2 separate regions of the Homo sapiens genome follow, and region 2 is linked to region 1. Evidence: chromatin loops called from intact Hi-C (ENCODE). Cell type or tissue: gastrocnemius medialis. All regions are shown on one strand.

Evidence for each region. Hi-C counts contacts between places; a loop is a spot of excess contacts. Peaks named below come from ENCODE experiments on the same cell type or tissue, not always from the same donor. Only the 100,000 strongest peaks of a DNase experiment are listed, where the experiment ranks them.
Region 2: a loop joins it to region 1, with 3 times the contacts of the local background. A loop is called at or near these places in 8 of 110 quality-filtered maps.

Annotation. Positions count from the first base shown.
Region 1 is chr1:63,920,936-63,925,935 of GRCh38, reverse strand. The region is part of intron 1 of ROR1 (receptor tyrosine kinase like orphan receptor 1); the gene reads right to left. Among named protein-coding and RNA genes, the nearest start is that of ROR1, 150 kb to the right of the region's middle. In gastrocnemius medialis, no CTCF peak of the experiment used is centred here; a DNase peak (open chromatin) is centred at 2,845; H3K27ac peaks cover 896 bases.
Region 2 is chr1:64,052,857-64,057,856 of GRCh38, reverse strand. The region is part of intron 4 of ROR1 (receptor tyrosine kinase like orphan receptor 1); the gene reads right to left. Among named protein-coding and RNA genes, the nearest start is that of ROR1-AS1, 57 kb to the left of the region's middle. In gastrocnemius medialis, no CTCF peak of the experiment used is centred here; a DNase peak (open chromatin) is centred at 2,336; H3K27ac peaks cover 1,147 bases.

The sequences.
Region 1 (5,000 bases):
ACCTACTCATCTGACAAAGGGCTAATATCCAGAATCTACAATGAACTCAAACAAATTTACAAGAAAAAAACAAACAACCCCATCAAAAAGTGGGCGATGGACATGAACAGACACTTCTCAAAAGAAGACATTTATGCAGCCAAAAAACACATGAAAAAATGCTCATCATCACTGGCCATCAGAGAAATGCAAATCAAAACCACAATGAGATACCATCTCACACCAGTTAGAATGGCAATCATTAAAAAGTCAGGAAACAACAGGTGCTGGAGAGGATGTGGAGAAATAGGAAAACTTTTACACTGTTGGTGGGACTGTAAACTAGTTCAACCATTGTGGAAGTCAGTGTGGCGATTCCTCAGGGATCTAGAACTGGAAATACCATTTGGCCCAGCCATCCCATTACTGGGTATATACCCAAAGGACTATAAATCATGCTGCTATAAAGACACATGCACACGTATGTTTATTGCGGCATTATTCACGATAGCAAAAACTTGGAACCAACCCAAATGTCCAACAATGATAGACTGGATTAAGAAAATGTGGCACATATACACCATGGAATACTATGCAGCCATAAAAAATGATGAGTTCATGTCCTTTGTAGGGACATGGATGAAATTGGAAATCATCATTCTCAGTAAACTATCGCAAGAACAAAAAACCAGACACCGCATATTCTCACTCATAGGTGAGAATTGAACAATGAGATCACATGGACACAGGAAGGGGAATATCACACTCTGGGGACTGTTGTGGGGTGGGGGGAAGGGGGAGGGATAGCATTGGGAGATATACCTAATGCTAGATGATGAGTTAGTGGGTGCAGCGCACCAGCATGGCACATGTATACATATGTAACTAACCTGCACAATGTGCACATGTACCCTAAAACTTAAAGTATAATAATAAAAAAATAAAAAATAAAAAATAAAGAAAGAAAAAGGTGTCATCTGGGTGGAGGAAGTTTTTTCTTAAAAAAAAAAAAAAAAAAAAAAAAGCATCCCCTTTGCTGGTCCAATCCGCAAAACCTTCCACCGTTCTCAAGGGCTGATGAGAAAATGTGGACAGGGTCAGGCATTCTCCAGATTTAGATTAGATGTCACTCCTTTAGAGATGACTCCCTGATCCTCCAGAAGAGGGCCTCCTACAAAATGCTCCCAGGCCCTCCTGTGCTGCTCTCTTGTTAAATACTTGTTTCAATGGAAAATTCTTGCACTCAGTGCCAGTCTTCACTGTCAAACTTTAAGCTCGGTAAAGGCAGAGCCAGGTCTTTCATGGTTAGTTGCTATGAGCCCAGAGTTCAGCACATAGAGCAGCACACAGTGAGCTCTTTTCAAATAACTGAACGAGTGAATGAAAGTATCGGGAGGCAGTAGGCTGTATGAGATGGTCTCTCACCATACCGCAATGCTCTGAAGACGAGTGATTCTTCCACCCACCCCTTCCCATCAGGCCTGTCCATGGCCACTGGATCCCAAACCTCGGCTTGAATATAGACATTGAAAGACTTCCCTCTTATTTTTAAAAATTCATTTCTACTTATTTTTAATATATAATAAAAAATGTATTCATTCAATCAATCAATATTTGCTGAGTGCCTCTTATACAGCAGACACTGGTTAGAACTAGTGCTGTAACCCTGGCCAGAGTTACCTTCTAGTGGGTGGAGATAAACTGTCAACAAATACATGAGAAAACTTCAAGTAGTGCTGAGTACATGAAGAAAATTAAAACACTGTAATGTGTTAGAAAGTCACTGGGGGAGAGAATGTGGTGAGTTTCTACGGAGAGGTCAGGTGGTTCTCTAAATGAAAACCTAAACCCATGCTATCTGCATCTGGAATAACCTGCACAAAGTGAACTGTTAACCAGATACCAGAGGTTGCTAGCTTTATAGTCTTATGAAATGGAAGAACCCCGTGTTTAGAGCTACAAAATTTCCAGCTATGCAAAGATCTTGGAGAATAGCATTCCAGGCAAAGGGGACAAACAGCACATGCAAAGGTCCTCAGGCCCCCTGGTTTTGGTGCATCCAAGGAAGAAAAAGAAGGCCGTCATGACCGAGGCACAGTGAGCTGGGTATCGAGGGGCATCCAGTGGAGGTGGGTAAGTGGGCAGGGACCACAGCAGGTGGCAGTTTGCAGGGTAAGGGGTACAGATTGATTCAAAGTGCAATTGGAAACCGCTGAAGAGTTTTACAAAAGCGAATGAATGATCTGGTTTATATTTTAATAAAATCACTCTAGATGCTCTGTCAAGTGGGAGTACAAGCAGAAGACCAGGTAAGAAGCTAGTATAGTAATCTAGGCTAGAGGTGAAGCTGATTTAGACTAAGGTGGTAGCTAGACACAATATAGATAGGCTTAAGGCATAATTTAGAAGTGTCAGAATTTGTGATGACTTCTGAGAGGAGAGGGAAAGAGAAAAATTAAGGATGATGTAATCCAGAAGAAAGTAAGCTACAACAATCCTCTTTGCCTGGGTACCTACTGTGATCTGGCACCACTGGCTCAATTAACCCTCACAACTCAGAGAACGGAGTACTATCCTTATTCCCACTTGCAGGTGAAAAACTGAGACTCAAAGACATTGAGTAACCAGCCCAAACCAACAGGACCTTGCGTCTCCAGTGTCAATCACCTTTTCAAGATTCCACATGGCCTGGGATCCTGTTCCAGAGTTACAAGGAAGTTTGCAGAAAGTTTTGGGGGGGAACCCAGCACTCTGTGGGTATATTAAATGCTTTCTGAGCCAAGAGGGGCTGAAGTGCCACGCTGGGAAGCCCAAGGGCAGGTGTCACACGCAATCTGTTTTACATCAGTCGCCCAGGGTTATTTCAGCCCCGTGATCTCACATGCCCCGTGACATGATGGGATGTGACAGGGCCAACCCAGGAGGCCCTACCAACAGCACAGGAAGCTGGCAGTTGTTTTCATTATTACTATCATTAGAATCAAGTAGCTCTTTTCCACTGAGAGCCACTGCTAATTTCTTAGCCGGATGGTCACTAACACTGGTTAATCCATGTAATACAGGGGAATATGGAAACAACCCTCAGAGTTGGAGCTGGAAAAACCAAGACTAAAGTCCACTTAGTCCTAAACACTTGGAATAGTTAGGCTGTGTATAAGTCTCTTAACCCTCTAAGTCTCTAGTTTCCTCTTCTCTAAAATATGGGTAACAAAACCATCAACATCACAGCACTACATGAGGATTACCTGGATAAGCTGTGTTAAAGCTCATCATCATCATCATCAATACTAAAAAGAAAAAGCCTGCTGTCTTCAGTTGCCGCTCTCCTCTATTCCTAGGAAAAGTGAGCTGTAGAACTCTTTATGAAATTCTGCAAATTAAGAATTCAAAGAATTCTGGAACAATTCTCCAATTCTGTTGCAAAGAGACGGATGTTTGGCACAAAATCCTGGGCTTCGACATAAACTCATGCTATCTACCTCTGGAATAACCTGCACAAAGTGAACTGTTAACCAGATACCAGAGGTTGCTAACTTTATAGTCTTATGAAAAGGAGAGAATCACGTGTTTTGACCTACTAAATTGAAAAGACTTACCTTTTACAAAGAGAAACAAAACCAAACCCCAGGCAAGTGAGCCTGTCTGAGCTTTAGGTGCCTCATCTATGAAATTGGAACAATTTCATAATTCAGACTACCTTCCTCCTAGGAGTGTTGTGAAGATTAAGTAAAATAACTCACATAAAATACTCAGTAAATGTTATGTCCCTCACTTCCACTCCCCAGCCCAGAGACTTTCTTTATTCTTAATGGGTTCAGTGCAAGAAGGACAAGCTGTGATAGTCTAGGGGTTTCTATTGGTAAAGAAAAGGCTGAAGTGGGCTGCTCTGAAACAGCATGAAGCCAGAAGCTCTATGCATCTCCTGAATACAGAATAGGCTGAGAAGCATAACAAGCCCTCAGAGAGACATAAACCAAAGTGGGAGCTCCTGAGATACCCCCTCTTTCCTGCCTACTGCTGAAGACAGACTCTATATTTTTTAATTATAAAAATGCACATTTGCAGTGTTTCTTTGGTTTTCCCAAGAGCTTTTGTGCATCCTGTCTCACTTCTGCAGTCCTGGGTGGGCAGAGCAGATGTTTACCAGTCTGCTTTGTAGATGAGGATATCGGGACACTGAAAGGCTCAGTGATTAAACTAGGTCACATAGCAAGTCTGTAAATGAGCCCTGATGAGAACACAGGTTTCCTGACTTCTAGCCTCCCACCCCACCCGCCCCACCCCACTCTCTCTGCCGCACCTTATCAGTCATGTTCCTAGGATAGCGTACATTCTTCCTTTAACTTTAAGGTGTGTTAGCATTGTAAACCGTGCCATTGGGCCTTAAGGTTCCAAGCTCTTAGATTCCTTTGGTGCACATGGTAGCGACAACAACCATAATGATCATGTTAAACTGGGGCCTGGGGCCAAATCCAGGCCTACTGCCTCTTCTGGTGTGAAAGTGACAATATGTTCCTGTCTTATCCTGCTTGTATTTCCTCTGCCATTTACTTGGTTCTCTAAGATCTTGCTACTTCAAGAGGTCACCTGGATGTGCAGCGTCGCCACCCCCATGAGCTTGTTAGAAATGCAAACTCGCAGGCTCCACCACAGCACTTTCAAATCGGAATCTGCATTTTACCATGATTCCCAGGCGATCCAAACGCACGCTGAATTTAATAAGCACTGCCCTGAAGAACTCAAAATGTGTTCAATAAACCGTCAACACAGAACATGGAAGGTGATAAAACACCCATACTGGCAGTTCAGAGGTGATTACCGAGTTACTTCGATTGTCCTTTAATCATGGTGTCTGGCACACAGTAAGCACTACATAAACATTTTTAGAACTAATTGCTGATTCATTATTTAATAATTTAGTCCGTTTGTAGGGTCTGTTCATCACCCTTCTCTCCTACTGCTCCCTCTTCTGGAGAGTTAAATGAATTTGGACATGTAAAGCACTGAGAACAGTGTCTCCC
Region 2 (5,000 bases), 130 kb before region 1:
CTGACCCTAAAATTCATATGGAAATGCAAAGCACTCAGAATAACAACAACAACAAAAGTCTTGAAAAAGAACAATATAGAAAGAGGTGATGACTAGTTTTACATATCAACTGGCAAGGTACAGTCCTGAGTTATTCAAACACTAGTCTAGGTGTTGCTGTGAAAGTACTTTATAAATTTTATTAACATCTACAATCAACTGACTGGTTGTAGGAGGTCATCCTCAATAGTTTGGGTGGGCCTGATCCAATCAGATGAAAGGCCTTAAGAGGTATCTCTGAGGAAGAAGAAATTCTACCTGTGGACTATGGCATGAGCAACTGCCCAAAAGTTCCCAGCCTGTGCCTCCTGGCTCCCTGCCCTAAGGATTTTAGCAAATTCTTTGTAATATATCTCTTTATATATGTATACATACACAATTTTACTGGTTTTGTTTCTCCAGTGGAATACTAATACAGAGTACTCATATTTCCTGATTTCAAAACTTACTACAAACCTATAGTAATCAAGACTATGTAGAACTGAATAGGGATAGACACATAGACACATGTTTAATTGGTTTAACAGAGTGCCAAGACAATTCAATGGGTAAAGAATGGTCTTTTCATCAAATGATATTGGAACAACAGGATATCCACATGCAAAAGAATGAACCTGGACTCCCACCTCACACACTGTATACAAAAATTAATTCAAGATGGACCAAAAACCTAAATGTAAGAGCTAAAACTGTAAATAAAAACTTTTAGGAAAAAAACAGAGGAGTAAATCTTTGTACGCTTGCATCAGGCGATGGTTTTCAAAATCACAACCAACCAAAGAATGGGTAATAAATTGAATGTCATCAAAATGAAAAACTTTTGTGTTTCAAAGAACACTATCAAGAAAATGAAAAGACAATCCATAGAATGAAAATATTTGCAAATCATATATCTAATAAGGGTATATACCCAAAATAAGTAACTCTTACACCTCAAGAATAAAAAGACAATTAATTCAATTTAAAAAATGGGTAAAAAGTTTGAACAAACATTTCCCCAAAGAAAACATAAATGGCCAATATGCACATGAAAAGATGCTCAACATCATGAGTCATTAGGAAAATGCAAATCAAAACCACAATGAGATACCATTTCACACTCACGAGGATGGCTATAATAATGTTTGTTTTTTTTTTTTTTGGAGATAGAGTCTTGCTCTGCTGGCCAGGCTGGACTGCAATGGCATGATCTCAGCTCATTGCAACCTCTGCCTCCTGGGTTCAAGTGATTCTCCTGCCTCAGCCTCTCGAGTAGCTGGGATTACAGATGCTCGCCACCACACCTGGCTAATTTTTTGTATTTTTAGTAGATACGGGGTTTCACCATGTTGGCCAGGCTGGTCTCAAACTCCAGATCTCAGGTGATCCACCCGCCTTGGCCTCCCAAAGTGCTGCAATTACAGGCATGAACCACTGCGCCCGGCTGGCTATAATAAATTTTAAATAAATAAATAAATAAATAATTTTTAAATAAGGAAAATAAGTGTTGGAGAGCATGTGGAGAAATTGGAACCCATATACTATCCTTCTGCAAATACAAAATGCTGCAGCCTCTTTGGAAAACAGTTTTGCAGTTCCTCAAAAAGTTAAACATAGAATTACCATATAACCCAGGAATTCTATTTCTAGGTATATACCCAAGAGAATTGAAAACACATACCCCACAATGCACATGAATGGTCATGGCAGCATTATTCAGAATAAGCAAAAAGTAGAAGCAACCCAAATGTCCATCAACAGAAAAATGGATAAACGAAATGTGGTATAGCCATGCATGGACTGTTATTCAGCCATAAAAAGGATGAAGCACCGATGCATGCTATAATTTATATGAACCTCAACATCCTTATGCTAAGTGAAAGAAGGCAAACACAAAAGGACAAATATTGTCGGATTCTACTTATATGAAATGTCTAGAATAGGCAAATTCATAGGGATAGGAAGTAAATTAGAAGCTACTATAGCTGGGAGAAGTTTCTTTTTGAGATGATGAAAATGTTCTAAAATAAGATAGTAGTGAGAGTTGCAAAATTTTGTGAATATAGTAAAAAGACTGAGTCGCACACTTTAAAACAGTGAATTTTATGGTTAACTGTATCTTAATAAAACTGTTATTAAAAAAAGAGAGAAAGGTCCTGGCCCTGGGCCTACATACAAAAAATACACAGGGAATATATGTAATGAGAGTAAAGAGTACGCATGGAACCCTTTGCCTCTTGGGATCTGGCAATGAGTGCTCGCACAATGTAATCAAAACCTTAGACATCTATTTTTGTGACCAGCACTGTTCTGGCCCAGGGAACATTTCTCTACATGTCTTGCCCTCTGTCCTTGGAATAGAAGGTGACCACAACTGCATACTGTCAAAGTTTTGTGTATTGTGACACTGCCAGTGGAGGAGATGGACTCTTCTTAGAGCCTAGGAGAAACTACACTGGCAGAGCCACTTCAGCAGGAGAAAAGATAAATTAACCAATGTGTCAAATTCTTCTCTCAGTTTGAATGCAAAATATTCTTGCACAACAAACTATCATTCCCAATATTACCAAACATCTATTTTCATTATATTCCAACCAGCGCTTCTGAAAGCTCTCACACATTAGAATAACATTTGCAAGAGTTTTGCATGGCTGAGAAAAACTTTGCAATATCAAGTGTTATGGGTTGAACCATGTCCTCCCAAATATGTATCTTGAAGTCCTAATTTCCAGGTACCTTGGAATGTGATCTTATTTGGAAATAGGTCTTTACAGAGGTAATCAAGTTAAAATGAGGTCGTCACGGTGGATCCCAATACAGTATGACTGGTGTCCTTATGAAAAGGGGAAATTAAGGGCTACACATATAGGAAGACTATCATGTGAACACCAAGGCAGAGGTTGGGGAGATGCATCTATAAGCCAATGAATACGGAAAAATTCTGACACACTTCTGGAAAGGAGAAATCTTTCCTCATAGCCATAAGAAAGAACCAACCCCATGAACACATTGATCTCATACTTCTAGCCTCCAGAACTATGAGATACTAAATTTCTATTGTTTTTGCCATGCAGTTTGTGATACTTTCCAGCAGCCCAAGAAAATTAACACATTAAACAAGTCATATTATTCTTAAATTTGTACAAACCTAGGATAATGTATGAAGTATGATACTGATTTATATGATTAAATTGTAATATTTTGTAATATATTCTACAATAATGATTATTTGTCATATATGATTCCATTTCTGTGTTTGAACATGGCATGTATAATTCTTAGTTCATTTCCAAATTTAAGTATCACTTTAGGAATTTTATTGATAACTATAGCTGCCACTGGCTCCAGGGAGTGAAGTTTCTCCAAATTAAAATTAGTTTTACAGTGTAAGAATTACAACCAGGCATGTTGGCTGGCACCTGTAGTCCCAGCTACTCGGGAGGCTGAGGTGGGAGGATTGCTTGAATGCAGAGGCAGGGGTTGCAGTGAGCCAAGGTCATGCCACTGAACTCCAGCCTGGATGACAGAGCCAGAACCTGTCCAAAAAAAAAAGCAAGAATGACAAGGACTTAAGAAATTTGTTCAGGCCAGGTGCAGTACTTCAAGCCTGCAATCCCAGCACTTTGGGAGGCCAAGGTAGGTGGGTTGCTTGAGGCCAGGAGTTCGAGACCAGCCCGGCCAACATGGAGAAACCCCATCTCTGTAAAACATACAAAAATTTGCCAGGCACGGTAGTGCGTGCCTGTGGTCCCAGGTACTCAGAAGGCTGAGGTGAGAGGATGGCTTGAGCCCAGTAGGCAGAGGTTGCAGTGACCCAAGATCATACACCACTGCACTCCAGCCTGGGTGATAGAGCCAGACCTTGTTTCAAAATAAAATAAAATAAAATAAAACAAAAAGAAAAACAAATTTGTCTAATTTAGCGATGTTATCAATAGAATATACACTGTAAAAATCTTGCATAAAACAACTTAGGTAGTCATTTTCCTGAAAGGAAGGCAAACAAATTTTTATGGAACTAATATATAACAATCTATGAATTATATATGATATCTTTGGCCCATGAACAAAACATCCAGACATGCATAACAATGATTAAAATAGCCATTTTTCATAGTTCCTGGCTCTTAATCATTTAAAACACACCACAACTTTCTATGTATTTTAAAATTTTAACGTTAAAAAGGTATATTTGACACTGTGGGAAGATAGAACATATTTTATTCAACAATGTTGCTAGCTTGATTTATAACTTTTAAATATTTAGACATATGGTATGTGAACCTCTGCTTGTACTCATGCCCCAGGTCCTATAAGTGTTAGGGGTAGCCAGGACCCAGCAATGACAGAAGAAATGAAGCCTAAATCTATGAACGGAAACCAAACGAAAATATCAAGCTTGTTCCTACTGTAAACTAAAATATCATTCTGAAAGCTTCATGTGGAAACCTGATGCAGTCCCTCAGAGGAAGTGACAAGTGCCTTTCTGGGCCATAGTCCCAAGGGTCCCTACAAGCCCTTCCCAGGCAGGAGTTGTGTAGCCCTGTTGCCTCAGTGGACCTCAGCTCTCACCAGGTTTCATATGTCTAATGTATTTCACAGTCCTTACGTTCTGAATGTTAGAGTTGGGTCATAGATGCTCCTTTTATTTCTTTTGCAGTAACTCTGTGCCACTTTCAAATAAACAGAGCAATTTATAACTGTATTTCATTCCTCTTTTGGAAATAGTAGTGTACAATTTGACAAACAACCTTTAGAGGGACCTCAATGTTATGATATTCCCCATGGCTATCATTTTGTTATCTTCTGCCTGTCCCCTTGGAGAGAAGGTTGGCTGCCTATTGAGGGCTACTCCGAAGCTAGGCATGGGAACCAGCATTCTTTCTGGGAGTTAGTCTCAGGAAGTGAAGAACTCCTAGAGACAGGGGAAGTGGTGGCAATTAAGAGAAGAGATAAAGAGCAGGATGCATCACTGGGAAAGA